Regions from separate parts of the Homo sapiens genome. Here regions 2, 3 and 4 are each linked to region 1. Evidence: chromatin loops called from intact Hi-C (ENCODE). Cell type or tissue: GM12878. All regions are shown on one strand. Region 1 overlaps SERTAD2 (SERTA domain containing 2). Region 2 has its middle 46 kb from the start of SERTAD2. Region 3 overlaps LINC02576 (long intergenic non-protein coding RNA 2576). Region 4 overlaps AFTPH (aftiphilin).

Region 1 (8,000 bases):
CTGATTACTGAGTCCAAAGATCAGTTGTGTACTGAAGGCACCAGAAGGCAAGCTCCAGTTGACATGAAAATGGCCTCACAATAAGGGTGACACCAGCTCTCATAGGTCTTTCTGTTAATTAATACTGACTAGCAAAACATGAAAATCTAAAAGTGCCATGGCCACTTTATATGCACAACTCATATATTTTGTACATATTGTTAATAATTACTCATTAAGCAATTGGTAGAAAGCCACAAGCCAGGACTCCTGTTTAAGAAATGTGTGGCTATTTCATTTAGTTTTAGTATGTTTGAAGGAAATGGCTACTAATCTAGAAAAAATGATTGTCTCAAATGGCCAGTGCAGTTGATATTAAAGGCAAACTTATGCCCTGTGTGCAGATGCTGGGAAACCCTTATGAACAGAACTGTCCCCTGGAGCGTCCGTCACTCATTGTGTGGAGCAGTGTCTTTCTCCATTAGCACTGTGTGGCAGTTCATTCTTTGTATGAATCTGTGAATGGCATATGTCAGCCCAATAAGACGACATTCCTATTCTGAGTAATAAATAGACTCCTTGTTTTGTTTTTTTTTTCTCGGAGATCACGAGACAAACAAAACATGATTGGCTGTCTAAAAATTTTCTTTGAAATACAAATGAAAATTTTAAAGTAAAATATCACAATATATTTTATAATATATGATTTCTAATAGGACAGAACAGATACTGCCAGTTTGAACAAGCACCACATATAGACAGCGCAAACTCTCTTTTGAAAATTCTGCCCTCTTTGTGGTCTGAGGGATCCCAAAGCTGGAAAGACCCATTTGTCTTTTCTCAGAATCCTCTGTCCCTCATCTGAACTTAATGCTAGGATTCTCTGAAGTAAACCCCACAATTTGATTGATCTATTTTGGAAACCCAAGATCACCTAAGCTGTATTCCGCACCCATTGCAGTTTTCAGCTCAGAATGGAGTTGGCATCTGTGCTCCTGGCCGGCCTATTCTTACACTTGCACACTGTCTGGCCAGAGCTGGCCCTGCCTCCCCACAGGGACAGCAGATCAAGGGGTGAGTGTGCCCGGCCCACCTCCACCCTGAGTAGAGAGTGGACTGAGCTATGCGGAGGCGTGGGGTGGGGGCTGGAGGGAGAAGAGCAGAGGACAGATCTGGAGCTGACTGTGCAACTGCTATAGCAGGTCTGACTAGTTTGAGGTGCCCAAAGGCAGCTTTGTTTCTCTAGTAACTCCAGGTAGCAGCAAACTTCAGTTCTTAAAACTCATTCATGTCTGCCTTACTATCTTTTTTGTCACTTTACAAAAACCTGTAGCTTTGCAGAGTTACTAATTAATTCTAAGCTTTTTTCCTTTAAAAACCTTCCTAGGCAGTTAACTGAAAAGAAGCTAAGCATTCTCTAAGGACTTTCCCATAGAATAGTAAAGGGGAAGGGATTCTGGTTCTTACAGACATGATCTATGTCTATATATTCTGTATATCCATATGCACACTCACTGATGTTTAACAGTGGGCTGAGTGAACCTGTTGAAGAAAAGTAAAATGTACACTTGAATAGACCATGGTCAAAAACACTAAATGATCAAAAGTCTCTTGCTCCAGATCAGCCTTTAGCGCTTTGCTTGCCTCTGCTCCGGCCGGCTGCTTATCATTCCACGCCATGCACTGCAGCTCCTGGGGTTTGGAGCAGGCCTGCTGGTGTACCCCACCCTTGTGTTTAGAAGTATTGCCCAAGTTAAACTCAGAGAATCTGAAAGTCCCAAGGTCATCTCTACACCAGAACAGGTTTGCATAAAATCCTAGTCACGCTAATGAGATATCGAGCTGGCAGCTGCTTTAAACTGATCTTCCCTGTGTGGTTATCCCATTTTATAATAGGTGATACAGATTTGCTTTTCAGATTTCTTTCCTTCTTTGAGGGGACATCTCCCTGCCCATCTGTACCTCTCCTGTGTCTTCCGTGCTATCAGAGAAAACCAATCTGCCTGAGGAATTTGGGTGCTATGATCCAGAGTGGAAGAATTTTTGCTCTGCCTCTCTGCTTGTCAGGAACTTGGTGGTCTTTTCTGAACTTTTTAAGGCAAACTAATTTTTTTAAATAGTTTTACCATGTCCAGAAATATAAAATAAAATACGTTTCACTGGCAGTGATTCTTAGCTCTCTGACAAGTAGTTGGTTTACACATTAAAAATTCAATTCTTCAGGTGGTTCCTGCCTCCTTCTAAAGCTCCAGAAGACAGGTAGAATGAATAGAGTGGCAGGCTGGGGGTGGCAGGCTGGGGAGGTTGAGGAAGGCTTTCCATGAAGACCATTGAAGGTAATTGAAGAATTATGAAGTATTTTCCTTAGAAAATAAATAGTTATTACATTTAGTGTGGTACTCTGATTATTTTTATTGTATTTAAGTGACATAGCTTAAAGTTCAATGAGCCATTCATTATCAATGCACAGAAGTCCTTGGGAAGACAAACATTTTATCTCAAAATAGTCCCAAAGTAGTTATTCTTTAATGGCTGCCATATTTACAAAGTATCATTTACTCCCCTCAAGTTTAGTTGTATCCTCATTGCCTTTTTCTTTCTACAATTATTGTCTGTGTGTGAATTATTCAGGTATATGATACAAAGTTTAAATTGTCTTTGTAAAACCTTATTAGCCTACCTAATTCTTAGAGGCAACCAAATTAAACATTCGGAACATGTAGGTTACTTACATGGGACAGGTATTACATAAAATAGTTATTTCCTTCCATTTGCATGTCTCAAGTATATTTCTATTATCCTGCACCTCAAATTTTTGTACTCATGTCATGTTGTAGAAATGTGATATTGTTCTCTAGGGAATCCAAGTTTAGGCCGTACAATACAATGTTCAGTTTTACACAGTAAGTAAAAGAAACAACATTTCTCAGGTTTTCCTCTTTGGACTGCACGGATAAGTTATAAGATGAAATATGTTCTGTATTTGTAAGGAATATTTTAAGTGATTCTTTGATAGTAATGAAGCATCCAGATTTGAAGGCATGACTAGTTTTTAATTTTTAACTTTTAAGAAAAGCTTCCATTGAAGCATTTCTTGAAGTAGCATACTTTACTTTTATTCCTTAGTTTTATTCAGTGGCAAATAGTTGTCTAATAAAACCTAGAAGGCCACCTTTGGTTTTAACTAAGATGTAATTTTATCTTTCACAGAATTGTTCTAAAACCTTATATTTCCCTGTTTTAGTAAGACTTACATATATCTTGAGTCTTTTTTTTTTTTTTTAAACACAAAAACTGTCACATACTTTTGGCAAAGCCTTTCCTTTCTACTCTAAGTTCCCCACCTCCTTGACATTGTTTATTAAGGGTCTCTAGTGTGAGGGAGAAAAACAGTGTATCTTTAGGGAAAAGATGCTACAGGAGGATTGAAACAGAATCCCATCCAAGCAATTATAAATACAGGAGAAAAAATATTTTCATTATGCCCGAGAATGGGAGGTTGGGCAATGCTGGCTAGTCTTTACTAGTAAAGCACGTAATCTTATGGGAAAAATTGTCAAATCTGAGAGTTCCTTACCCTAATGTTAATGAGGCCTTAGACTCAAAATGCTAAAAACATACTCTGACACCAAATTATTATGAAGTAGTATCACAATTCAAATGATTATAAAATATAGATATGTTTATAGTTTCCAATTTTCAAATGTGGAGACTCATTATAACATTTCATCTATTATGAGCATTATTATTGAACATACAACATCATATAACCTGAACTTATAATTTAAATAGAAAGAATCCCAGCAAGTAGTTACACATAATGATCTCGCTTCATCATCTCCCTAAGGTTAACTGTGTTACATTTTATAATTAAATGGCCCCTCTCCAATGTCCTTTATGAAGGGTTTTCCCAAATAACTGCCTGAAGCAGTATCTGTTCAGTATGGAGATAATTTATAGTTATTAAGAAGTAGTAAGTAGGCCCAGTAAAGGCGTCTATCTATACTGGTAAAAGCTTAGTGCCGAATTTATTGAGACTCATTGTTTTATTGGGAGTCCATGTTGCAAGCCCCACTGGAAATTCTGAACTGTTGGTTTCTCCACGTTCACATCTCATGACTTGGGTGTGTGTTTGTTGTTGTGTGTTTGTTCTCATTTCAGGAATCCTCCAGGGATTTTAACCATGGTTTTTGAAATACCAGTATTAACTTTTATATACAGAGAAACAACCTTTCCTATACACAGTACTTCCAGAGTTTGAACCGTACCATAATTTAATTTATTTTGGCCTTGGCAAAGCTCCCAGCTTGCTTAGCAGTGTCCTGTGGATACCTGAATTTGGAAACAATCTTGAAAATGTGTATACTTTGAGAGAGCTGTAGGTAGAAATTGCAGTGAAGAATGAGACTTTTGCGCTCCTTGCTGCTCGGCTGCGCCCCCTCGTGGCTGGATGTGATGTGCTGTCTTCCAGAATTTAAAGAGTTCCAACTTGAATTGGGCGTGCTTGTTTACATGGAGCACTAATAGCTTTCTTCTGTGTGAAGAAAAAAAAAAAACCCTATCAAATTAATATAATAGTTTTCACTGGGGGTGTGAGTAATTTATTGTGCTCATTTTATATGTTTTAATTTAGAAATATGTATTGGCGTGCTGTGGTTTTTAACTTTTTATTATGGAAAATTCCAAACACATTCAAAAGTAAAAGGAAGAGTACAAAGCACCGCCTTGTACTTATCAGCCAGCCTCAGCAGGTATCAACATTTTGTCAAATCTTGTTTCATCTACATGGCCAGGTTTTGGGTTTTTTTTTGTTTGTTTGTTTTGGAGTATTTTAAAGCAAATTCCAGGCATCAGAGCATATTATGTTTTTGTTAAGTTAAGGTTAGAAACTGTATAATTCTACTCAACCTTTTACTTGAATTAAGTGTGCCATTCCCAAGTAATCCTTTTTCCTTATAAATTAAAAAAAATTCCTTAAAACTGAGAAAACAAAGCATTTTTCTAATTTTTTTTTAAATCAAGTGTACCATACTTTTAGCCAGAATCCTTAGATAAAATAAAACAATTGGCAGCATTCTCATTGTCCTTGGAAGAAGGTAATTGGTGTCCATAGCTTCATAAGAGTTGGGATTAAAACTTAAAATTCCCAGCTGGCAGAGGAACCACTAAGACAGGATATAAGAAACATTTTATACCACTTGACATTTATATTCTAAAAAGCCTATTCTCTTTCCAGATGTGTACTAACAAGGCCATAATTTATTCTAAAGAAATATTTACTTGAAACATTCCCTCCCAGAATTTGACTATGTTTTTGCTTACTAAATGCAGCTGTCAACATTTTTAAAAAATTATTTTACTAGGAGAAAAGTTTATATTTGACAAACCTCCAGTATTGGAAATTGCCTTCAATTTAATAGGAGCATGTAAAAATCTGAGAGGAGAAACTAGAATTTTAAAAATTTGGACTTTAGAAAACAACCCCAAACAGTAAAAGTTGTTTCTTAAATTTACTTGGGGCTTGACTTCCTGTTCGAATTTCAGTGTATCGTCAGGCTTTTTTTTTCTTCTTCTTCTTCTTCACTGTCAAGAAAGCCGGGAGGATTGCTCCTGCAGGTCTTCGTCAAATGCAGGGTCTCATCTTGCACAAACAGCCTAGGCTGCGTTGCCCTGCGGGCCCCCGCGCGGCCGGTGCGCAGCGGGAGAGCCCGGAGGAGGCGCCGGCAGCAAACAGTGGTATCGGGTTACAGGTTCAGAATATCGCTGGAGCACAGGAGACTGGCTTGATCTAGTGACTGGCTTTATAATTACATTGCTGATTTGTTAGGGGAGGCTTTGTCTTACTTACCAATTAGCATGGATGTTACTGCAGGGACCTCAGACATTCTGGATGAGCTTTGGTGTTTTTTTTTTTTTTTTAAAGCATCCCGATCCATAGAACTTCATGAGTTCTGTTACTAATACTCCGCCTTGTCTTTGGGCATCCTTACTTACCCTGTCTGTAAATAAGCCAGAGACGGTCTCTCCCTGTTGGAATTTTTGCCCACTCCCCTGGGCCAGACGCAGTTGTTTTGGGGTCTCAGGTTTGCTTTTGCTGTTTGGATGCCCCAGCACCTTCCCGCACTGTGCTGGAGGGGACAGCCCACATCCCGTGCCTGCTGCAGTGTCAGGACACGCGAGGCCCGGCTGAGGACGCGCCTGTTTCTCTTAGCTTCCTTTCTGATTCTGCCAGTATCATCCACCACTGCAACCTTTTCAGGGCAGCCTCTTTGTTTTCGCTGGTGTGTTTTATTGTTCCTTGGGGGAGGAGGGTGTTAAAAGCCTGGACATGATCAGATTTCTTAGTCCAGTGTGTTGTTTAAGGTGTAATATTTGAAGTGTAGAAAGTTGTCTAAGCAAACAGCTTCCCCCAGTTAGGATCGGGCTTCTCCTTCCTGCTCGGAAGTTGCTGTGTCACACTACGACAGCAGCCTGGAGGCAGGGCTCTGGGGTCCTCAGCGTCCCGCCCTCAGGCTGGTGGGAGGTTCCCTTTTGTCATGAACAGAGGCTCTCCCACTTGGATGCCTCAAAAGCAGGGTCCTAAACGCACTGGGAGACCAGCCTGTGGAGTGAAGAGAAGAGAAACAGCATATTCTGTGTTTCAGAAGTTGTCTCAAAACAATCCTGGCCCTACTTTGAGCCTCTTTTCGGCTCAGAAGTCTGCCACATGCCCAGCTAATTTTACCAGGGGCACCCCTTTCTTCTACCACCACCACCAAAAGACACCAGGAGTATGAATGTGTTTCCACTTAGGGCTGTGGGCTTTGGTGGCACAGTATGTCAGGGGAAGGGAAGGACCGCTGCCAGCCTTCTCATAAGACAATCGCCACACTTCTTTTTTCTTCCAAAGAGGTGGGTACATGAGGGCAGATCACTACTTTGAGTGTTGGCGTTGGGTTAAAGGCCTCATCTTTCTGGTTTTAGCGTTAGCATTGACACCTCTAGACTTGTCAGCAACCAGTGGTCACACCAGCAGCCATATGGGACAGTGTGTCTGATGAGGTTAGGGATACAGCTTGGTGTTTTTTTTGTTTTGTTTTGTTTTGTTTTTTTGGAGACGGAGTTTTACTCTGTCACCCAGGCTGGAGTGCAGTGGCGCGATCTCGGCTCACTGCAAACTCCGCCTCCCGGGTTCACGCCATTCTCCTGCCTCAGCCTCCTGAGTAGCTGGGACTACAGGTACCCGCCACCGCCTGGCTAATTTTTTGTATTTTTAGTAGAGATGGGGTTTCACCGTGTTAGCCAGGGTGGTCTCGATCTCCTGACCTCGTGATCCACCCGCCTCGGCCTTCCAAAGTGCTGGGATTACAGGCGTGAGCCACCTTGCCCTGCGAAGGCATACAGCTTGTTAAAGCTCCCCTTTGAATGAGGAGCCTTTTTCCTGAGAGCTGTTAGCTAGCGTTTTGAAAACGTTCCTGTTGAAGTATAGCGTGCATGTAGAGCCGTGCAGGATCCCGCGTGTGCAGGCCGGTGACTCATCATGAGGCAGGCCCCAGCTGTGCTCTCCACCCAGGTGAGCGGCAGAGCATGGCCAGCTCACCCCACTAGCCGCCCGTACACCACGGCAGACACTGTAGTTCAGTGTTGCCTTGTTACCTGACTTTTAAAACAACATACCACTTAATTGTGAAGCCTGCTGCTCTCCTGAGAAGGGAGCATACAGAATGTGTAGTTGTTGCTGTTTCCCAAAAGGAAATTGGAAAAAGCTCTTGAAAACGTACACAAGGTACAAACCAGTTGGGCTTCTAAGGCGATGCTTTCCTGAGTTCCCCGTCTGTCCCCGCACCAGGTCAGGGTGGTGCCGAGCTGCACAAGCCCCAGGGGTGCAGGACCAGGTGTCTCCACTCAATCTTTGATTCCTTTTTGGTCACAAGACCAGTCACACCTTCCCCAATTATTTCCTCTCTTAAGAATTTAGAACTAAGCTGTGAATTTGACCCCCTTTTAAAGTCATTTTGTGGCATGAATTCTCTTTCTCCAGA
Region 2 (8,000 bases), 53 kb before region 1:
ATTTTGCAATAGTCCCATTCAAATTTTTAGTAATAACTGGCATAAGCTTCCCATTACCACTTCTTTGAAGTATACCTGTCATGTTTGTAAAGATTTCTTTTTCAGAATGAAGCTGGCAGCCACGATAAACATGTTCACATTTAGAAATTGTCTATTTGAAAAAGAATTACTACAGTTTTGGTTCAGAAAATAATTAAATTAAGCTTCTTAGTGCTTTGAGACTATGGTACTGTGTAAACTTAGGAATAACATTTAGTTACCACTGAGCTTAATAGTGCCTTGAAGAATTAAAGTTCATTATTCACTACTTTTTTAAAAAGTCAGAACCATGATGAGTTGAATAATAGATGTCTTAAAAGTTAAATTTAGTTTGGTTAGTTCTATGGCTATCCCATAGCATTAGAGTATTAGAATAATTTATGCCTCATAATCATACAGTAGCTAATATTTATTGAGCATTTTTTTTGCCAGAAAAGATTCTAAGGGTTTTACATATATTAACTTATTTAATTATTACACCTCTGTGAAGCAGGTCTTGTTGTTACCCCTTTTTTATAGATGAAGAAACTGAGGCATAGAGAGGTTAAGTCACTTGCCAAAGACTTCATAGCTAGTATACAGCAGCGCCAAGATTTGTATTCATATCAGCCACTGCCAGGGCCTTAACCACCAGGCTAGACTGCCTGTACTTGAATACATAAATTCTGAGTTAGAGTTTAACATCCTTGAATTCTCATATATCTTAATTTTTAAAGAAGTAGGGCAAATTTACAAAATTAACTTGGGTTTATTGTACTAGTTATGCTACCCTGTAGAGAGGTTTCTGTTTCAAAGGTAGAATTCTTGAGAATTTAAATACTTCAGAATATTATGGGCCATTGAAACAAGACTTTGAGATGTGCTGGTTGTACTATTTAGTGTAGTAGACTGACAGGTTGTGTTACATTACCTCTTCTTGTTATCAATCTTGCCTTTGATAATACATGCCAAGTATTTTACTTACTACTCTTCAAATTGATTCTATGTCTGAGGATTTGGGGATAAGCAGTGGGTATGTTTGAGTTTGTAGCAAAGAAGAGATACTGGGTGGTTTTGGACAAAATAATTCCCTTGCGTTTTGGATGCTTTCTCAAGTAGTTTTTCTGACTGGTCAAAATTGACACAACAACCATCTGAACAAGTCTTTATGGCCTTCATTTGTTCCCTCATAGTTCCTCATATACCTTTGCTTTTTGTGCAAATTCAGAAGAGCATTATTTACAAGATACCATTATTTGAGCGGTAGCAAGTTCAGGGATGGGGAAGGTTCCGAAGAGCATCGTTCATTTATTCCGAAGATAAAACAAATTATTTCCTCAGGATGCTTCAGTTGGTTGCTGGTCTAGCCTAGGCCTTTCCCTTAGGTCTTATATCTCTAGAATGAAAAGAGAGGGGAGTTATTCCTATTAGGTCAATTTTATAAATTTTTAGGCTTACATTGCCATATGAAAAGATTAAAATTCTCTTATGTCTTAACCGACTCCAGAGTAAATTTAATTCCTTTGGAAATTATACTGATTTTATGTATGTGCATGTGTGTGGTTTGCATTATGATTTTGTGTGATTATAAAGATACGTTTGTGCAAGAGATTCAAACCATAAAGGCATAACCCCCCTCCCGCAAGCCCTCCACCCAGAATCAACTGGCATCATTTTAATGAATGAGCTTCTAGACCCCACCCTCCCCCAGGGTATATATATATAGAGAGAGAGATAGATAACTTTATATAAATAAAATCATACTATAGATGCTGTTTTGCTTTCTGTTACTTTGAGTCATGGGGATCTTTCCATGTCAGTATAGACTGTCTTTTTAAATGGCAGCATAGTATTCCAATGTGAATGTATAATAATTTATTCAACAAACCAGTATTTCCAGGCATCTGTCTTGTTTTTCATTGTACTCTTGTAGGCATTGTGCTGCTGGGAACATCATTTAAACCTAACATTTTCTCACATTTTTTTCATTTTTCTCCATGGGGTACATTTGTAGGTATGGGCTTGCTGAGTCTAGCAGAACGTACATTACAATATTTTATGATGTTGCCAGTTTGTCCCCCAACGTCTGATTGTTATGTAGTCAGATGTATCTTTCTAGGCAGGCTTTCTCCACCCTAAAATTATAAAAGTGTTCACTCATTGGAGTAGCCAGGGTTCTTGGTTGTAAAAACAGAAACTGGGCCGGGCGCGGTGGCTCACGCTTGTAATCCCAGCACTTTCGGAGGCCAAGGCGGGCGGATCACGAGGTCAGGAGATCGAGTCCATCTGGCTAACACGGTGCAACCCCGTCTCTACTAAAAATACAAAAAAAATTAGCCGGGCACGGTGGCGGGTGCCTGTAGTCCCAGCTACTCGGGAGGCTGAGGCAGGAGAATGGCGTGAATCCGGGAGGCGGAGCTTGCATGAGCCGAGATAGCGCCACTGCACTTCGGCCTGGGCAAAAGAGGAGCGAGACTCCGTCTCAAAAAACAAACAAACAAACAAACAAACAAAAACAGAAACTGATTGTGGTCTATTTAAAAAAACAAAAACAAAAATGGTATCCGGTGCTCCTAGCATTGGCAGGAAGACTAGAAATAAGGTGTTAAGGGAGCTGGGTGCCCTGCATCACAGTAAGGCCACATAGCAGGGATAGGCTGGTGAGACCAACCTTCCCCATCCCTGAACTTGCTGCCGCTCAAATAATATCAGGAATATGTTGTTTTCCCACTTTTCTTCATTGGTTTCCCCTGTAGTGTCTTCATTCTTACATGCATTGTTCCCATGTGGTAGTAAAGACAGCAAGAATCCATAGTCTTACCATTTTAGCATCCCAGAAAGAAAGAAGGCACTTCCCAATATTTTGTGTGGAAATCTTGGTGTGGAATCTCATTGGCCTGTCTTGGGATATGTATGCACCTGTGAACCAACCACTGTGGCAAAGGGGATGAAATGCACTGACTGGCCAGGCCTAGGCCATGTGCCCATCCCTGGTGCCGAGAATTAAGTCATCCAGACTGAGAAAAAAGGGAGAGGTGGTTCTCAAAGAAAAGAATGGTGAGGTTGTGAAAGAAGGGGAATAGATGCAACAAGAGAAATAAATATCCCCTGTGATTATGGTATATATTTTTAATATTTGACTGTATTCTTTTAGGGGAACAAAGTGCCATTTTACAATTTATCATTTCAGAAAATTAAACTTTTTATAAAATCTGTTCTTCATTGTACATGGGATTATTAAAATACCAGTAAGGATTTATTAAAATACCAATAAGGAAAGTAAGCTTCATTCTTTATTTTTCAATCAATTATCTTGAATTAAAGAAGGCTGTGGGGCCGGCTGCGGTGGCTCAAGCCTGTAATCCCAGCACTTTGGGAGGCCGAGGTGAGAGAATCACCTGAGATCAGGAGTTCGAGACCAGCCTGGCTGACATAGTGAAACCCCGTCTTTACTAAAAAATATAAAAATTAACCGGGCATGGTGGCCGGTGCCTGTAATCCCAGCTACTCGAGAGGCTGAGGCAGGAGAATCACTTGAACCCGGGAGGCAGAGGTTGCAGTGAGCTGAGATCACGCCATTGCACTCCAGCCTGGGGGATGAGAGAGACTTCGTCTCGAAAGAAAGAAAGAAAGAAAGAAAGAGAGAGAGAGAGAGAGAGAGAGGGAGAGAGAGAGAGAGAGAGAGAGAGAGAGAAAGAAAGAAAGAAAAGCAAGAAAGCTCTAAAGATGAGTAAAGATTTGCTTATTTTTCATTGTATACGTGGAATATGGATTCTTAAATATGCAGGATTCACACATGGTGAGGGTATACATTTTACTAAAGGACTGTATATTAGTGAAATTTGATATAGTATTCTAGACATGTCTAGAGGGATACATAACAGGCATACACTAGGAAAGCCAAAACTAAAACTAAAAAAAAAAAAAAAAAACCTCAATCACATGGCATAAAAAGTCATTGCTGTGTTTTACAAGACAGTCCTGTAGTCATTCAAAACTGTTTCCCCATTTGAGTCACTAGTTACTCAATATATTTTCTCCCATGAATGTCTGTAATATGTATTTTAGCAAACAGAAGAGTATCAAGAAACAATGTAGTGTAGTGAAACAAACATGGGTTTTGAAGTTAGACAAACTTGGGTTTCAATCTGATGTTTGTTTGTTTTTTTGATATGAGATGAGATCTGTATTAGTCCATTCTCAACGCTGCTGATAAAGACATACCTGAGACTGGGTAATTTATAAAGGAAAGAGGCTTAATTGACTCACAGTTCAGCATGGCTGAGGAGGCCTCAGGAAACTTACAATTATGGCGGACGGGATGCAAACTCGTCCTTCTTCACATGGTGGCAGCAAGGAGAAGTGCGAGCAAAGTGGGAAAAACCCCTTATAAAACCATCAGATCTTGTGAGGACTCACTTCGCTATCATGAGAACAGCATGGGGGGACTGCCTCCATCATCTAGTCACCTCCTACGAGGTCCCTCCCCCAGTGCATGGGGATTACAATTTGGATTACAATTCAAGATGAGATTTGTGTGGGGACCCAGAGCGAGACCTTGTCAGGATCTTACTGTGTTGCCTCTCTGGGCTCAAGCGATCCTGGTACTTCAGCCTCCTGAGCAGTTGGAATTTCAGGGGCACACCACTGTGCCTGGCTTCCAGTCTGATCTTAAAGGATATGACCTTGCATATGTCTCCCCATCTGAAACCTACCTCATGAGTTTAAGGATCAAATGATGTTTTTACGTAACAGTAGTAACTATTACCATTATTATAATAATTTGGAGTTATTACTTGAGGGAAAAGTAACATTTTTAAAGAAAATCGGTTGTTCCAATTAGCATATTCAGAGACGGTTGTATGTGTAGGGGAATTATGATACATTTCCAAATGTGTACTGGGATTTTTTTTTTAATATCTGCAGTTTTGGTATAGCTGTGGTAAGTAAGCCTTTGGGGTGAAAAGGTTGATTTACTAGAGATAGGCTGTGATGTGCCAGCTAGTATTACTCTACAGTGTTCAAGGATCTGTGAGAAGCAATACTTCCTGTACATTTTCAGGAGTAGAAAGGAGCAGTGGTGGCCCAAAGTGCCTGGCCGCTGCACAGTGGTCATGCCCCCTAAAAATTGAATGAGTCTGTAGAGTGAGCCCAATCTAGCCCAGGAGTGTTTGAACTCTGGGTCACACTTTAATTTGATTAACACTTTCACTTATTAATGGTCTTGATTTGTCTTGGCACTTTGCAATTAAATGGTCTATACAAAGACTTTCTCCTTTGGACACAGCGTATATTTGTCGTCTAACTACAGAGTTTAGCATCAAATAATTTTATGACAGACCACATTTGGCATGCCTAGTTATTCAGGGAATTTTCAAAGAACCATAGAGGGACTTTTTAGTCACACATCCTCTCTGTTCTTAGTCATCTACTCCTTTTATGGTAGTCATTAGCCAGTATCTCTCAACCTCTTCTACAATGTTTAACAGTTAGTGTACACTCTCTGTAGCACTGGTTTTTTTTGAGCTCTGTGTACTTAATAATGAGACAGTCAGCATATACTTGTGAAAACATAAACTAAATGTTGGTATATTCTCCGCATGGTTTCTTTTTATAGAACCACAGTTGTTAACACACATTAACTACTTCAAAATCACTAATTAAAACATTTTCTCATCTGTATTTTGGGAGTATTATCTTTTCTCCCCTCCAGTTGTACCACTTAAGTATCATTGGTTACATTCAGAATTAAGGGACAAGAGAAATGAAAGACAGTGTGATTTAGAAGTTTTCCTTTAATGCATAGGAAAACAGACGTTTTCATATTCTAGGTAATCAGAAGTACCTTCTACATTTAACTACTTGACCCTAATGACCTGGTCAAATTCCAGTGTTGCACAATTGCATTGTACCTTCCCTAATACCCAGTGAATTTAATTGTTTGGCTACAAACTATTCCCCTTAACTTTTTAGAACCATTTTGTAGGCTGTGCTCTTATAAAGATATATCAAAAGCCGCACTTGTCACCTTTTCTAAAAATGCAAGTCATTTTCACCCCCTCTCCTTCTAATCCTTCTACTTTCTCCCCATATTTATAAACACATTTCCCAAAAAATATTCAATCTTCTTTTTCATGGATCCAAAAGACATTGGACATATGGCTTGAACACAACACTGGGGTAATAATTAATTAAGGTAAGAAAGCAAGGATTTTGGAAAGTGTGGGTTGATGAGTCAGATAATGGTAGGATTTTTCTCCTGATCTCTGGTAAGGTATTACAAAGTTCTCTCCTAATTGTCTTGCAGGCCCCTGACAGCATATCCTGAATTAAACTTGTTCTGTTTTCCCAGCTTACCCTTCTAAATTCTCTATTTCCTGTCACGGCATCTCTCTCCATCCCTTAATCATCTAAACTGGAATCCCAGCTCTCTATTTCACACCCCATATCCAATCCCCTCGGCCCTTAGGGGAGAGCGGGCAATAGATCCTGGCTGCGCTGGTCACCTGTGGGCTCCAGCAGCAAACAGGTGGGTTCATTTCCTGCAGTATGCTGTACAAATGTTTTATTTTTGTATGCCCTGATGTGAAAAGGTTTGGAAAGTATTCAGGATAGAATTTACACTCGTATGAAGGCTGTGCCAGAAATGACCCCAACTGACTTCTGCTTCATCCTCTCCCTCTCTCCTCAAGTACATTTTATGTTATAACCTCATCAAAAAAAGTCTCAGTATCCTAAATACACACACTTTGCCATTTTATTTCCCCATCCTTAATTACATCATTTTGTGGTTGCTTCTCCCTGTTTCTGCATGGTGAAATTTTATTCCTCCTTTAAGCGTAACCCAAATGTTATCTCTTCCTTGGCCTTAGTAGGGAGAATTAATGGTGTTTTCTTTTGTGATTCCAGAGCTTATGCTTTTAACCATTATGCTATGGTGAGCCAGTAAATCTCTATTTCTCTGGAATTAGGCTACCTGGGTTTAGATCCCAGCTATATAGCAGCTGAATGACTTTGGGTAATTGTGTAAACCTTCAAGTACTCAGTTTTGTTATTTGTAACCTGGATATAACAGTAGTCTCTAACTGTGTCACTAGGATTAAGTGACAGAGAATGTTATTTAGTGCACAGTAAATGTTTTCTTACAATGATTATCTGAATATTTATCAAATATTTGGAAAAAAAAAATCTTCTTGTTGTGTGTCCTGTACTGGGTTGTAACCTCCTTGAGGGAAGGGGCTGTATCTTATTCCTGTATCTTATTCATTTTTGTCCAATATTTATGATAGTGCTTGGCACTATTATTAGTATTAGCATTAAGCATTCTATAGATCTTCCTCTCCACCAGGAAGTATCTCCTTCAAATACCCTCACAACAACTCTATGAGGGAGATACTGTTTCGTCCATTTAACTAAGGCATAGAAAGGTTAAGTACTTTGTCTAAGGCCACAAGCTAGTAAGAATTTGGACCCCAGGCAGCCTGGAACAAATTCCAAGCTATTAATCACCACACTAGGCTACCTCCTAGTAGGTACTTAGTAAATCTCCATTGGAACAAATAGATGAATGAGATTCAGATAAACAGGCAGGTGGGATGGAGTGCTAGGAAATGGTCCTATTGAAAAAGATGTGGGTAAGAAGTGAGGAAAAAATTATCAAGAGCTAGACTAAGTGAGTAAGAGGAAACATTGATAATAGTACTATAGTAACACCAGGGGGTAATCAGTATTAGTGTCCTTTGCAGATACATAAAACTTTATTTTCTGAGTTGGAAAGCTTCTGGATTGCAAAAAGTAGCTTTATGCCTCAAATGAGCTCAGTTTATATCCCAATTAAAATATATTACAATGAGAATTTATTTTTCCACCGTGATAGAGTTACTGGCACTGGTCCTCCCTCCTATTTCAAGTAACAAGAAAACTGGACACAATGTATGAAAGAACTGTTTCCAACACTGGACAACAGGCAGTGCAGACAGGGA
Region 3 (8,000 bases), 390 kb before region 1:
TTTTTCTTTTAGAGAATCAAACAGAACAGCTAAGCCAAGACATGTTAAGGAAGTTTGAAGAGAAAGAACTATAAAAATTCAAGAAGGGGGATTGTTAAATATAGTAGACCCCAAGTTTCTCTTCAAAGAATCAGTATGTCAGTATGTTCAGTTCTCTTATTCTTTGATTCTCCATTTTAAAGTTTAACTTCCTGGTTCTCTTCACCCCTTTGCTTCTAGTTTCAGTAAACAACTTTCTCGCGAGTCCTAATCAGTAGTTCACATCTGTTCCCCTGGTCACCTGCTCCATCCTGACTCATCCTGGTCACCTGCTGTGACCTAAGTCACCTTTAGTTACCTGTTCCTAACCGTCCTTCCTGCCACACTACTCACCCTGCCACTCTGGCTCATACCTTTGCTCTCTTTAAAATAGCCAGTTGGAATTAGCTTAGACTGTGCGGTCCAACCCTAGCCAATAGGGAAACAACACAGCAGTAGGGGCTACCTGCCTCAGGAATAAGAACTCCTTGCCCTTCCCTGTCCAGGTGTGCTGTTGCCATTACTCCATTCGCGAGTTACACTCTTCTATAGAAGTAAAAATTGCCTTGCTGAGAAAATTAAATTTATGTTTGAGTGCTGTTTCTTCGTGGCACTGGGGAACAAGCATTTCTAACAGCAGTGTAGAGGAAAGAACTTGGCTGGGACCTTACCCTCCTGCCTCACTGATGGAATGAGACATCTGCAGAGGAAGCTGATTTGGGGTAAAGACAATGAGTTGATTTGGGGCATGAAAGTGAAAGTAAGATTCCCAGATGGTGCTGCCTTTTGTCTTTTTTTAATTTTTATTTTTTGAGACGGAGTCTTGCTCTGTCACCGAGGCTGGAGAGCAGTGGCATGTTCTCGGTTCACTGCAATCTCCACCTACAGGGTTTAAGTGATTCTCCTGCCTCAGCCTCCCGAGTAGCTGAGACTACAGGTGAGCACCACTACACCCAGCTAATTTTTTGTATTTTTAGTAGAGGCTGGGTTTCACCGTGTTAGCCAGGATGGTCTCAATCTCCTGACCTCGTGATCTGCCAGCCTCGGCCTCCCAAAGTGCTGGGATTACAGGCATGAGCACCGCGCCCGGCCCTGCCTTTTCTCTTGTTGGAGACATGGAGCTCAAGTTAGGAAGTCAGGGATGGAGATGAAGATGGGATGGTCGATCATATAGATGTAATGCTTAAAGCTACAGACAGGGAAGAGATTTCCATAGGCATGGAAGTGTAAAGCTGGAAAAGCCAAGGGCAGTTGCTGTAACACTATTCCTTCAGCCGTTTTCACCAGAACTTTGGAAACTTGCATCTGGAATGAGTAGGTGAAGTGAATTAGATTTTCCAACTGTATGGTGCAGGCTGCATCAACATCTATGTGCAACCCACAGACTTCATGTCCAACATTCACATCTTATGACATTGTCTCATTGTTAAGCATCTTGAGGTAGGATAACTTTTTGAGCTACAAATGTGGAATTTCCTCTTGTATTTCCCCACTTTTCCTCCTCAGGCAGGCTTCGTTTTACTTTCCTCAGGAGCTGGCAGGCTGAAGGCAGAAATTGCCTGCAAAACACTTCTTTTCCTGGCTTTGTTTTCAAAAGCCTAAGTCCCCTGATGTGTCTGAGTGTACAGTGTACTGGAGGGAGAGGAGACAGGAAGCAGCTCTGACGGAAACCCTAGCAGGCAGTGGTGGATTTCCCCCAGGGTAAAAGATTGCTCCAAGCCAGGGGAGGGGTCCAGGGTCCTGCAATAGCTGGGACCTGTGCTCTGCCCTCTGACAACACCCCAGGGGAGTGGTCAGATCTCAGAGAGGAACAGTTACAGGGCTCCCAGCCTCACCAAATATCCATATGTCCCAAGGGTGGCGTGAAAGCTAGTGGGCTGTTAGAACTGAGGGAACCAGATAAATTGGGCCCTGGTGGCCTTGACAGTGACCAGTAATGATCTATAACTGCAGGGTCTTCCTAGGACCTTGAAGGATGGCCTGAAGTAGAAAATCCTGTTGGGTTTGGAGTAGAAATTAAGTTGGTTTAAATTTATTATTATTATTATTTGTTTTTCTTTTTTCCTTTTTTTTGAGGCAGAGTCTCGGTCTGTTGCCCAGGCTGGAGTGCAGTGGTGCGATCTCTGCTCACTGCAGCCTCTGCCGCCTGGGTTCAAGCAATTCTCCTGCATCAGCCTTCTGAGTAGCTGGGATTACAGGTGCGCGCCACCACGCCTGGCTAATTTTTGTGTTTTTAGTAGAGACGGGGTTTCACCATGTTGGCCAGGCTGGTCTCAAACTCCTGACCTTGTGATCCATCCGCCTCGGCCTCCCAAAGTGCTGGGATTACAGGCATGAGCCACCACTCCCGGCCTTATTATTTGTTTTGTTTAGAGAGGGGGTCTTGCTCTGTCCCAGGCTGGAGTGCAGTGGCATGATGATAGCTCACTGCAGCTTCAAACTCCTGGGCTCAAGCGATCCTTCTGCCTTAGCTTAGGACTACAGGTGTATGCCACCATGCCTGGCTATTATAATTTAATTTAATTTAATTTTTTTTTTTTTTTAGACATGGGGTCTTACTATGTTGCCCAGGTTGATCTTAGACTTCTGGCCTCAAGCAGTCCTCCCTCCTTGGCCTCCCACAGGCCTGGGATTACAGATGGGAGCTACCATTCCCAGCCTCGTAATGGAAATTTAAAAATTTTATAAGGAATAGCTATACTACATCAATAATACTGCCTGACCATCTTTGTACATATAACTTTTTTATATACAGGAATTTTTTTTTTAAAGATAGATTCACAGAAGTAGAACTACTGATTGAAAGGGTATAGACATTTTTAAGCATCTTGATACATGTGGCTTAAATGCCACATGTATGGCCTAAACTGATTGAGTCTTTTCAGGTTTGGATTTTAAAACTAGAACCCTCTCTTCAGTGGAGTGGGATGGGGGAAACACTGGAAACCTCATGGGAAGCAGTTGCAATATTTCATATGAAATGCGAGGAAGGGCCAGACTGAGATTATGGCCATGGGGAGAGAGAAAGGGATAAAATCCCCTATCATTCAGGAGGTGCTATCAATAACCCATCTCTGCATATGGGTGAAGAAGTGAAGGGGAGGCAACAATCAAGATCCCCTTACTAATTTCCAGTTGAAAATCGAGTAGATGAAAATCCTATCAACTAAGAGGCAATGTGGCTTGGTGGTAAATGCCTGTGTTTTGGATCTAACTGACCAAGTTCAAATTCCAACTGTCCCAACTAATTAGCTGCATGGCCTTGGGCAGGTTGTTAAAACTCTCTGAGCGCATATGCCTAGATTTCCTTATTTGTGAAATGAGGATAGTAGCGTTTATGCCTACCAAAGAACTGTAAGGATTAAATGTGAATTTTTTTTTTTTTTTGAGACAGAGTCTCGCTCTGTCGCCCAGGCTGCAGTGCAGTAGCATGATCTCGGCTCACTGCAGCCTCCACCTCCCGGATTCAAGCAATTCCCCTGCCTCAGCCTCCCAAATAGCTGGCACTACAGGAAAGCACTACCACGCCCAGATGATTTCTGAATTTTTAGTAGAGACGGGGTTTCACCATGTTGGCCATGCTGGTCTTGAACTCCTGGCCTCAAGCGATCCTCCCCCCTTGGCCTCCCACAGTGCCCGGCCATAAGTGTGAAAATGTCTTTAACCGCCTGGCCCATTGGGACTTTGAAGAAATTAATGAAAACAGATAATACTAATAGAAGAGGATGTACAGAGGGTTAAAGAATATATTTGGTTTGAGATCCATTTGTTTAAGATGCATGAAATCTCACGAAATGGACTTTATCTTGGTATGCTTTTATTTTTTTAATTTTAACTTTGAAATAATTTTTCCTTTATACTTCTTTCTGTACACTGCTGCTTTCATTTTTTTTTAAGAGACCTAAAGGTATGATAGGGACAAGGAAAGAGAGGGTGGTGATCCTGTTGCCCTTGTGGGTAAGGACTGCGGAGGCAGTGGTGCAGTTCTCAAGCATGACCACAAGGTGGAGTCCGTAGTAAGTGGAAATGGTTTACCCTGCGTGGGAGGAGACTGGGCAGGATCCTGGAGCAGATTCGGTGGCAGCCGCAGAGCCCTCGGTCCAGTTCTGCAGGCGAGTCCCATCTAGCCTCTTCTGCCTTTTGGTGACTGACTTTTCACGATGTAAAGTTAATCACAGTTACACATAACAGCCACCACACACTCCCAGGACCCCAAAGAAACCATGAAGAAAATAATCACAAGCATAACAGTTCACCTTTTGGTGGTTCTCCATTGCCAGTTGCATGAGCTCCCAACTCCTTGACTTTCAGTTCTGGGACTTCCAGTCTATGAGACCCCACTTACCTTTCTGGAATCTTCTCCTAATACTTTTCTACCTGGCCCATAGGCTCCAGTCAACTGCCTACTCACGGATCCCCAAAAATGCCCCTCATTTTCACCTTGCCTTTTGCTTGTTCTGTTCCCTGTTTCTGGAAAGTGATTTCTCCATTTCTGCTTATTGAAACCTCAGTAATACTCGAAGAACTCGTTACATCTGTGAGGGCTCTTTATGTTTCAAGTAACACCCGGACAATAAAGGGAATCTAATGGCTCCTATACTGAGAAATATCGAGGTATCTAGTTAGCTTCAGGTGACGTCTGTTCAGCAGCTTGGACAGCACCACAGGTGACTTGGTTTTACTCCATTTTTGTCTTCTGCCTTTTGCTGTGTCGGCTTGCGTTCAGAACCCCTAGTGGCTCTTTCAGTCCTCCCCTAGCAGGTAGGTGTGCTCCGTATCTTCCTTCTGCTTCTTAACGTCTCTATTCTTCTCCTCCCTGCTCAGTGCCCTTGGAGGATGACCTGGCTTAGATTTGCGGGCTTCCTTGCCTTCTGTCTTCCACTTGGGTTTGGCCAGTGAGGAGCACCAGCATGGGCTCCACGGATGGCTGGGCTATTAATTAAATCTCTGTCTTCCATGGTGCACAGCACAGGCTGCCTTCATCCCTCATCTATGAGGTGACAGTCTCCATATCTCTATCTCTGCATTCCAGCAACCACCCTCTGTAGGCCTAGGGTGGTAATGGCCCCAAGATATTTCATTATTCCTTAAGTTTTCCCTACACATGCTCACACTTTTGCAAACTGTCCATGTTTTTTTTTTTTTTTAAATAGAGATAGGGTCTCACTCTGTCACCCAGGCTGGAGATCATAGTTCACTGTGGCCTCGAACTCCTGGGTTCAAGAGATCCTCCCGCCTCAGCCTCCTAAGTAGCTGGGATTACAGGTGTGCACCGCCAACAGTCCACTTACTAACTGCTCCTCAAATTGTCCAGTTTGAGTGTGCCATCTGCTTCCTGCTGGGACCTTGACTGATATAGCAATCCCGAATCACACATCTTCATACTACACTGCTCAGTGGTAGAAAGGCGGGAGAAAGAGGTTCTCTTTTGGCCATTTTAACAGGAAAGAGAGTATGCTTCTTGCCCGGCAAACAACTTTTAAATTCTTTTTTATTTTATTTTATTTTTTTGAGACGGAGCCTCGCCCTGTCATCCAGGCTGGAGTGCAGTGGTGTGATCTCAGCTCTCTGCAACCTCCCCCTCCGGGTTCAAGCCATTTTCCGGCCTCAGTCTCCTGAGTAGCTGGGATTACAGGTGCACGCCACCACGCCCAGCTGATTTTTTCTATTATTAGTAGAGATGGGATTTCACCATGTTGGCCAGGCTGGTTTTGAACTCCTGACCTCAAGTGATCTGCCCGTCTCAGCCTCTCGAAGTGCTGGGATTACAGGCGTGAGCCACTGTGCCTGGCCCCAGCAAACATCTTGATTATTTTTGGCCTCAGTTGTAATCTGCCTAAACTAATAAGAGACTTTCTTGGTGCCAAGGGTGGGTCATTTCAAGCCAAACCCCATGACTGAAATAGGCAAAGGGTGGTTCCCCCAGAACAGAATCAAGATGCAGCAGTGCTAACTGGAAGAAGGAGAAAATTCAGCACCTTCTTCCCAAATGCCATCTCTTTCTTTGAAGCTTGTCCTTATTCCCCCAAGAGGATACAACATGATGGCCAACAAGATGGTGTAGTTCCCAAGATGGAGATTATAGTGTAGTTGGGGAAACAATTATTTAATTTAACTTTTTCTTTTTTAGGGTCTCACTCTGACACCCAAGCTGGAGTTCAGTGGCACCATCTCAGCTCACTTTAGCCTCGACCTCCCAGGCTCAAGTGATCCTCCCGCCTTAGCCTCCCGAGTAACTGGGACTACAGGTCTGCACCACCACACTTGGCTAATTTGTAATTTTTTTTATAGAGACAGGATCTCACTATGTTGCCCAGGCTGGTCTCAAACTCCTGGACACAAGTAATCCTCCTGCCTCAGCCTCCCAAAGTACTGGGATTACAGGCATGAGCCACTGCACCCACCATGGGGAGACACTTAAATACACAAAGAATAATGATCTATTACATTAAGTACTGGGAAGGAAACAAATGAGGTGCTGAGGGAAGAAAAACATGGATGACCTATTAAAGATCATGTGACCAGGGAAGGCTCCCCTGAGGAGGTGACATTTAAGCTGAGGCTGGAAAGATGAGAAAGAGACAACAAGTGATGGGAAAGGACAGGAATTCCAGGCATTCTTTTTATTTGTTTGTTTGTTTGTTTGAGACAGAATCTTGCTGTGTCGCCCAGGCTGGAGTGCAGTGGCACAATCTTGGCTCACTGCAACCTCCACCTCCAGGTTCAAGCAATTCTCCTACCTCGGCCTCCAGAGTGGCTGGGATTACAGGCACGCACCACTATGCCCAACTAATTTTTGTATTTTCGGTAGAGACGGGGGTTCCCCATGTTGGTCAGGCTGGTCTCGAACTCCTGACCTCAAGTGATCCACCCACCTTGGCCTCACAAAGTGCTGGAATTACAGGAATGGGCCACCATGCCCAGCTGAATTCCAGGCATTCTGAGGTGCACTGGCTAGAGAATGAATAGATACCAAATGTGGAGGCACTTAGGTGAGGCCACTGTGGCTGAAGTGAGGTGGGCAAAGGGTAGAGCCATCTGGGTGAGGCAGGAGAGGCAGGCGGGGCTTCCTGGACCAGTGTTTGGATTCCAGCTGGGTGCAGAGAAGAGACCCTGAAGGATATTCAGCAGGGGTGAAAATCTGATTTCTGTTTTAAGATCACCCTGGAAATAGAGGCACTCATTTGGAAGATGCTGTGTTGTCTAGGTGACAGATGGCAGAGACGTAGAGAGGGTGCCAGCTGTGGAGATGGAGAAAACCAAACAAATCGAGCTGTATTTTACAGGTAGAATCAGCATGATGATTAGCAGCTGGAACGGGGTGGTTGGGAGGTAAAGAAGAGTGTAGAGTAACTCCTCAGTTGCTGGTTTGATTATTGAGTTGTGGTGATGGGGGAGGGATGGCAATCAGGAGGTCAGCGGCCAGAGGCCACCCAGCATCTCTGGGTCTAAAAGGCAAATTCCAACAGAAGTTTAATTGGCTTCCTTTGAGTCAGACGCTTACCTGGTTCATTAGCTAGGCTGAGGTTGGGGGAGCACACAGGGATGGGTATGCTAGGTAGGGCCTGCCTAAACTTGCTAGCAGCCTACAAGAATGGAGAAAAGAAGCATGTGAATAACTAGAATCCAGAGAATTTTAAGGCCTGGGGCAGATGCCTTCTGGGGTGCCATCCCAGCCCCCCAGTCATTTCCCTTTCTCTAGAACCTGTTCCACCCACCCCAGGGTAGGGACCAGCCGCAGTAGATGGCAGGCAGAAAGAGATTCTGCTATAAAACACCATACACATAAAAGAAAGAACAGCAACAAATGGACAAAGATGGAGTATGGTTTTGTGCCCAAAGAATTTACAACCCCAAAATGAGTTTCGTGATATGCCTGCTTTGATTTCTCATTTATTCCAAGTTATCATTTATATTGTTAATCTATACAGTTTTCTCCCCCCACGTATTAGACAGCTTTTAAAAATGGTTTTCAAGGCTGG
Region 4 (8,000 bases), 60 kb after region 1:
ACCCAGGTCTACTCAGCAGGTGAGCCACAGAAAATGCCAAATGAGCCTCAAATTGGGCACATGATTGCAATTCAAACTTTTTCTGGGATATTAAATATATTAAAGGAGTAGTTATACATATTATTCGCTTTAGACCAAAAATCATTTCAAGTTGTTCATTATAAAAAGCCTAATAATTCTCTTTTATGGTAAAGGATAGCTGGTATTCTTAGATGTGACACAAGGTATTTCTTTGACCTAAATGTTTCCTTTTTCCTTGGATGGGGTGCAGGAAGCCAGGAGGTAAAGCAAGAAAGGAAGGATAGCTACAGGCTTTTTTATTCCTAGGACTTTTCTGTTACCACTTTGAATCCAGACTGAAATAAAAAGATTTTATAGAATGAATGAAAAATCCAACGACTTTTAGGACTAAAGTTTTTCAAAAGGGAAAAAGCATCAGGCATATAGCAGATGAACCAAATACTGCATTCAGTACTAGGTTCTTAGAAGAATGGAATAGCAATCCAACATTTTTTTCTGATGAAAATCTACATTTTTAATTGCACTTAAATAGTGGCAAAACTATTATGTGGACGTTTGATGGGGAACTGGATATCTGCATCATTCCAAAGTAAAACCAGATACATGACAAGTGAAAACCTGGAACTGTATAATGGAAAAGGTCAGTTTCTCACCAATCGTCAATCTCAGCACCACTAACAATGGAGTCAACCAGATGTATGGATCTTCTGATGTGATATAACACCTAGGATGCATTCTAGCCAAAATATTTACCCTGAATTCAGCAAGCCTTTAGATATAATTTCCAATTTACAGGAAAATAGGGAGATAGAGAACACAGCAAATATTACTTGAAGGAAGCAAACAGACAAATCCAGAGCTTTTAGGACATTCTGTAGGACACCTATACTAATCTTTATATAAGCTACTGTTAATAAGAAAACAGAAGGAATGAGGAGATATGCTAGGTTAAAAGGGACTTAAGAGCCCCAACAGCCAGGTACAATAGTCTTCAATTGAATACTGGTTTGTACAAAGCTGAGAAAGGATAGTTGGAGAAATCTGAATATAGCCTAAGTAGATGAAATGAAAACTCACTGAAATGGACAGAGATCACTGACTAAGACTAGGTCAATTTTAGAGGTCAATTCACTATGACCTCTAAAATCTCATTTTTGGTGGAAACCCCCCCCCCCCCCCCATATATGTATTTGCATAGGAAAAGATCTGAAAGAATTACACTAAGGAATTATAGTGATCCTGAATGGTAAGAATGTGATACTTTCATTTTTAATTTTTTTTGGTCCGGATTTCCTAACTTTCTAAAAATATACTTTACTACTTCTATAATGATAAATGGTTATTTAAAACAACAGTGAATAAATGCGCACCTAAATGGACTTTCCCATTTGTGGAGTGCAGTTTGGGTGTAGGAACAGACAGCAAAAAATAAGTTTTTACCTAAGAAACAGTTGGTAAAGATTATTCTAGGGTTTTAAACAATTGCCTTATTTCAGAGGCAATATGAAATTATATTTTAAAATAAAAAGTTTACACAGTTCATAGTTTGTGCATTTATCTGTGGTCATTGTGCATGGGTGTGAGCTAGTCTTCTTAGAATATGGGAAGAAGCAAACACTTAAGGAGAATTTGAAAATAAAAAGTTATATCATGATCATTTCTCAAAGGCAGTGACCTAATTTTGATCTATTCCTCTCTAGTGAAGATTTATCCTTTTTATCAATGGAATATAATTGAGAATATAATTGAGAGTCCAGGAAAAAAACATGATCAATTGTTTTTTAATTTTTGTTTTTGACAAATGTGCCAAAACCTTTCAGTGGGGGAAATCATTTCAACAGTTTTCAGACAACTGGATATCCACCTGCACAAGAATGAATGTGGACTCCTACCTCATACCATATACAGAAATTAATTCAAAATGGATTAAAGACCTAAATGTAAGAGTTGAAATTATAAAACTCTTAGGAGAAAATCTAGGTATAAATCTTTGTGACCATGAATTGGGCAATGATTTCTTAGATATGATACCTAAATCACAAGAAAAATTAGATCTTATCAAAATTAAAAGCTTTTGTGTGTCAAAGAATACTATCAAGATAATGAAAAGACAACCTGCAGAATTGGAAAAGATATCTTCAAATCATTTCTCTGATAAAGGCTTAGTATCCAGAATATACTTAAAAATCTTACAACCTAACAATAAAAAGACAAATTATCCAATTAAAATATAGGCAAATGGCTGGGCACAGTGGCTCATGCCTGTAATCTCAATACTTTGGGAGGCTGAGGAGGGAGATCGCTTGAGCTCAAGAGTTCAAGACCGGCCTGGGGCAACATACTGAGACCTTGTCTCTACTAAAACAAAAACAAAAAAGGCAAAGGATCTGAACAGATATTTCTCCACAGAAGATATACAAATAGTCGATAAACACATGAAAAGATGCTCAACATGATTAGCTATCAGGGAAATGCAAACAAAAATGTCAATGAGATATCACTTCAAACCCACTGGGATGGCTATAACCAAAAAGACCAATAACAAGTGTTGGTAAGAATGTGGAGAACTTGGAATGTATATTACTGGTGGGAATGTAAAATGGTGCCATCACTTTGGAAAAGTTTGGCAGTTCCCCAAAGAAGTTAGAGTTCCTATAAGACCCAGAAATTCCACTCCTAACAGAGTTGGAAACATCTGTCCACACAAAAACGTATACACAAGTGTTCACAGCAGCAACACTACTCATAATAGTCAAAAAGTGAAAACAACCCAATTATCAACTGATTAATGGAAAAGCAAAATGTGCTATTTCCAATGAAATATTATGCAGCCAAAAAACAAATACGGATACATACTACAACATGAATGAACTTGAGAACAGAATGCTAAGCAAAACCGAGACACAAAAGGCTGCAGACTATAGAATTCCATCTATATGAAATAACCAGAAAAGACAAATCTGTAGAGACAGAAAGCAGATTAGTAGTTGCCAGGGCCTGGGGAACGAGAGGGATAAGGAGTGACTGCTAATGGGTACAGGGTTTCTTTTTGGGGTGATAAAAATGTTTTGGAATTAGATAGTGATGATGGTTGCACAACCTTGTGAATATACTAAAAACCAGTGAATTGAACACCTGAATGAATTATAAATTTTTATCTCAATAAAAAGGCCTAAAAAAGAATAAAATTTCTTTGACCTGCATAAACTTCAGTTACAGGTCTATGGCTACTAACTAGCTGTCACTAATTAGTAGTGATTTAGAATAGGAAGTAATTTTCCTCCATATTAGGAAAGTTAGGCAAGAAGATGGAACTATTTTAAAACTAAGAACTTGCACTTCTTTAAAAAACTCAAAGTGAGAAGTCACTTTCACAACTTGTGTTCCAAAAGAGAAGAGCACATATAAATTCCCTGAGACACTCAAAGGCACTTAGTAAAGAGTACTGGATATTGTTTGGTCCATGTCAAATTTCTTCTACCTTGACCACTGTTTAACTCCTTCTTACCCTATAGTCTATCAAAATGCCTTTTCACTTTATCTTCTGCTTATTGGCAATAGCCAAGAAGATTTTGCTGAGCTTTATTTTTTGCAGTTTACTTTATTCAAGAGAAAAATGAAAGAAAACCTAAAAATAAGATACTAAAAATGCTTTCTGAAATTATGCTACCAGCCTGTCTCTGCTCTGTACGATTGAGAATCACTCGTTGGGACATTTTACAGTATTTTAAGACTTGCGGGCATTTGTATTTTTTTACCATTTTCAAATGACATTTCTCAAAACAGAAAATACAAAGTTGGCAACCTGTTCTCTCCAATTTATTTTGTTTTAAATATGATGCTGGACAGGTCCTAGCGAGTAACTCAATACAGAATTAGCAGACATTAACTCCAGGATACATTATTAGTTCATTCCCTATTAGTATAGAACAAGAGAAAAAATGAAAATAGCTTCTTAAAGTGATAGGGCTTGGAAGAGTTCTCTAGATTCAGCATGTTTCAAGGATGAGTTAACGAATTAGGAGAACAAGTTAAGGTGGTTTAGAGCTCCTCCTAATGGCACGAAATGAATTCTCATCATTGGGATTTTCAAAACTTCTATAGTTCTTTGGTCAGTGAGACTGCAGGGGAAACAAAGGAAGGAAAGAGTAGAACTGTCCCAGAAAGGGTTGTCCTAAAAATAGCAGGGGGAAACCCAAACAATAAAAGCATCCTTTTTGGTTTTTAAGTCAAATGTGTGTTAGCTTTTAGTTAACATATACAAATTTCTCATCCATTTTTTTCTATGAGAGGAGTTTCGATTTGAAGAAGTGATTTATTTGGAAAGAAAAAAATTTAAAAAAAGCCACATAGCCACATTTACAAGTAGGTTCATTGAAGAGGAGGCTTTGGCAATGCCAGGTGGCATACTGCAAAGACATGGGGCTATGAGAACAATGGAGAGAACTGGCAGACAAACAAGGATTTACATGCTACAAAGCCATTCTAGGGAAAAGTTAAGGGTAGTCTAATGTATAATAATGTATTTCATAATTATAAATATTAAAGGCAATAAGAAAAATCTGGGGGAATAAAAGCACACAAAGTTTAAAAGACAATATGATAATTCAAGCTAAAGTTAAGAGAGAGAAACATTTATTATTCACAATAAAAAAGGCTTTTTTAAATGGATGTCTTTCTATAGAAGAATCTATTTAAAATATAAACCTGAATTTAACATGTGATTGGGATGTATTTATTCAGGAGAAAGAGCTATAACACTTCTTTTAAAGTAGGCAACTAATAGGTAAATAGTTCCACTTTAAAATGCTGATGCATCACAGATTTGAGACAGCAGAGCTGGCGTGTCAATCAACCAGTATTTGCTTTTGCACTAGTGATTTCCTGGTTCAGAATAGTATCTTCCTGTTAGAAACTGGCTTAGTCTTATGGTTAACAATAACTCAAAGCAATGGATTGTACTAGCCTAATCATATGAAACTAAAGATTCTCTGAATCGCAAACACATGGCCCGAGTGACATTCCGTGCCTTTAGTTCCAACACAGGGAGATGGTAATTGCTCTTCAATAGGCCATGCCTCTGAAGGGGCTTCTAGAAAGCCTGGTAAAGTAAGGCTTTACCTCCCAAATCAGAGGTGCATGTCAATGAAAATTCCAAGAACCATCTTAGCCTGCAAGTAAAAAGATCAGCCTAGGTGACTCCAGGATTACAAAACTGGGTTCTCAAAGATGATCTTCTCAGTAATTATGAAGAGAAAGGGAGAGTGTTTCTATAATGGCTTTATGATCACAATACTTAATCAGAATTAGTCTCTACAAAGTGAGGTGGGGGGGCAGGGGGTGGGGGAAGAAAACCACATCTGTCAGCCTTGGCCAATCTCTTATGAAATAATCCTGTTCTAATAAAGTTCATAATTAAACATAATTTGATAATATTTTCTGGACTTGGGCATCGACTGACTTTTATAAAGCAAGTTGTGATATAATATATTGAAATGCTGTCAACTGACATGCTTTTTCCTTTGGGTCGTTTTATCTCAGAATTCAAAATGTGGGTATAATTGACACTATTTATTTACCTGGTAGATGTGCTTGTCTTCTCTACTGTAGACATGAGTCTTGCAAATGCATCAGTCACTTTGAGGCTTGAGGTGGAGATTTCCAGCTTAGAAGTTGTTAACTCATACAACTCCGGATCCACACCTTATAGTATAAAATGATAGTCAGTGATGGCAGGCTGCAATGGGTTACCCAGTTAGCCACAATCCAAGATGCAAAAGGCAATATTCTGTAAACATCTGAGTGTTTTACAAACAGAACATATCTTTAGAACACTGCAATACTGCATTTATTTTTTACAGTATAAACTCCACTTTTTGGAGTTTTTATAAAACAGGAAAAGACTTTTCAAATTCCATTTTGGAACGAATATATCCTTAAGCTAGCATTTATGCAGCAGATGCTACCCAAATACTTCTAAAATTTCTATCTGCTATAGAAAACTCCCCCAATTTGGATTAGGATGTGATATAAAATTATCAATGTTTTATAAATAGAATGCACATGATGTGACACCCCATTTTTCAATTAACTAATCTCATTTTAAAAATTTTCCTGTTTCCTCACCTCCTTATTTTTTCTCTATTTTCTTCCACAGAAAAAGATTTAGAAGCTACCACAAAGTCTCAAACATGGTAAATGATCTGGTTAGTTTAAATATATCATGACTGGCCAGGCGCGGTGGCTCACGCCTGTAATCCCAGCACTTTGGGAGGCCGAGGCGGGCAGATCACAAAGTCAGGAGATCAAGACCGTCCTGGCTAAAACGGTGAAACCCCGTCTCTACTAAAAATACAAAAAATTAGCCGGGCATGGTGGTGGGCGCCTGTAGTCCCAGCTACTCAGGAGGCTGGGGCAGGAGAATGGCATGAACCCGGAAGGCGGAGCTTGCAGTGAGCCGAGATCACGCCACTGCACTCCAGCCTGGGTGACAGAACAAGACTGCGTCTCAAAAAAAAAAAAAAAAAAAAATCATGACTAAGGACTAATCATAAACATATACCACATAGCTCTTTCTTCAGGTTAGAGGTGGGGAGGGTAAAAGATTTTCAGAAAAGGTGAGTAAAAGTACTACTTTTGAACAAAATGAAAATTCTTGTCTACAGGGTTAATTTCTGTAGTCTCATGTCTGAATCTGGTAGTCATTAGTTCAAATATCTTGTTAGAGTAATTCAAAAGGAAGCTCAGAGGGTTAGATTTATTGCAAAAATTGATTTAAAAAATCTCCCCCATCTGACTGCATTAAAATACATATAACTTTGTGTATTTCTCATGTAATACAGATTTATAGCAATGATGACAACAATAACATTAAAAAGAACAGTTTAAATATTTTAAACTTAAGTTACACTTTGAATAATATTCAGAGTAAAAAAAAAAATTTTTAATCCTACACTCTCCTGGTACCAGCAAATAACTTGAGAAAAAAAGTTCATGAGTTGCCGGGCGTTAACAGCAAAGCAAAATTCTAAGGAAGAATGTCTTAGAGCTTCTGAAATTTTTACTTATTATTTCTTTAAAAAAATGCCCTGTAAGATCAGCAGATCAAGTTATATATAAATAACATATATAAATGCATATATTTAGATTAACAAGTTTTTTTCCTTTTAAGATACTTAACATATTAAAAAATTAAAAAATCAGAAACTGACTTCTATTAACCAACTTTACAGAAGTAAACACAGATCTCAGATGTTTACAGAAATCAGACAAGCAAAAGCGACTTCCACAGTTACGAAGTCTAACAAGGGAGGAAGGCTATAGAAAATGTATATTGACTCTCCCAAGTTCTCAGTATTTCATTAAGGTACGGTTTCAAAATATACTTTAAAAGGACTTTCCTTTGTGTTCCTGTAATAAGAATATGGGTTGCAATTAAAATGTAAAAAATTGTATATGTCTGTAAAGGGACTACATGAGCCCAAAGTACCTCCCTCTCTAAAGGCTAGATTCCAGCAACCACAAAATTTAAGTTGCTGTCTAGTGTATAAGGCAGAATAAATAACTGCATTCTGACTGGCAATAGGTAAGTGCTAGTAAAAACTTAGTTGGGTTTATAAAATACTGGCCACTTGACTGTCAAACAGTAAAGAGGCAGATTAAAAAAAAAGACAACAAAATCACACCCCCAAATAACTACCACCACACCAAAACCCCCCCCAAAACTATGATTAGATTTTTCAAAAACAAGACAACTATTTAATAATTGGAGAGTAATTTTTTTAATGGAAGGTCTTTTTTTTTTTTTTAACAGAGCCTTAATGAGGCATGGTTTAGTTACATAACTAAAGCTAGCCAACCAAGTTCTATGCCAACCTCCTAAGTCTCACACACAAAATAATTAAATAACCGCAAGCTAAGACGAAATGACTTTCCCAGAAACAAGTCAGAAAAAATGCAAGCAAGTGATGAAATGGAAT

The links. A loop is a pair of places that touch in the nucleus more often than their neighbours do. Peaks named below come from ENCODE experiments on the same cell type or tissue, not always from the same donor. Only the 100,000 strongest peaks of a DNase experiment are listed, where the experiment ranks them.
Region 2: a loop joins it to region 1, with 4 times the contacts of the local background. A loop is called at or near these places in 14 of 110 quality-filtered maps.
Region 3: a loop joins it to region 1, with 4 times the contacts of the local background. A loop is called at or near these places in 9 of 110 quality-filtered maps.
Region 4: it touches region 1 in a loop (4-fold over the local background); 41 of 110 quality-filtered maps call a loop at or near these places.

Annotation. Positions count from the first base shown.
Region 1 is chr2:64,642,938-64,650,937 of GRCh38, reverse strand. All of the region lies in intron 1 of SERTAD2 (SERTA domain containing 2), which reads left to right. SERTAD2-AS1 (SERTAD2 antisense RNA 1) reads right to left here. Exons shown (of 2, transcript XR_940172.3): 1 at 5,494-8,000; 2 at 2,372-4,513. Among named protein-coding and RNA genes, the nearest start is that of SERTAD2, 7.0 kb to the left of the region's middle. RefSeq lists silencers at 4,296-4,345, 5,557-5,727 and enhancers at 6,242-6,401, 6,572-6,651, 6,672-6,771, 6,370-7,153, 7,332-7,641 and 1 more. In GM12878, CTCF peaks have their summits at 4,422 (motif pointing left) and 5,614; DNase peaks (open chromatin) are centred at 4,407, 6,417 and 7,613; H3K4me3 peaks cover 6,415 bases; H3K27ac peaks cover 6,565 bases.
Region 2 is chr2:64,696,338-64,704,337 of GRCh38, reverse strand. No RefSeq gene overlaps it. Among named protein-coding and RNA genes, the nearest start is that of SERTAD2, 46 kb to the right of the region's middle. RefSeq lists enhancers at 4,242-4,301, 5,379-5,448. In GM12878, a CTCF peak has its summit at 4,367; DNase peaks (open chromatin) are centred at 4,057, 4,407 and 5,427; H3K4me3 peaks cover 646 bases; H3K27ac peaks cover 5,296 bases.
Region 3 is chr2:65,036,869-65,044,868 of GRCh38, reverse strand. All of the region lies in intron 2 of LINC02576 (long intergenic non-protein coding RNA 2576), which reads right to left. Among named protein-coding and RNA genes, the nearest start is that of LINC02576, 10 kb to the right of the region's middle. RefSeq lists an enhancer at 4,168-4,257. In GM12878, a CTCF peak has its summit at 4,017 (motif pointing right); a DNase peak (open chromatin) is centred at 4,023.
Region 4 is chr2:64,583,146-64,591,145 of GRCh38, reverse strand. It overlaps AFTPH (aftiphilin), which reads right to left. Exons shown (of 10, transcript NM_203437.4): 9 at 5,601-5,724. All of the region lies in intron 3 of LOC105374773 (a long non-coding RNA gene), which reads left to right. Among named protein-coding and RNA genes, the nearest start is that of LINC02579, 20 kb to the left of the region's middle. In GM12878, a CTCF peak has its summit at 4,072; DNase peaks (open chromatin) are centred at 4,128 and 7,935; H3K4me3 peaks cover 549 bases; H3K27ac peaks cover 1,102 bases.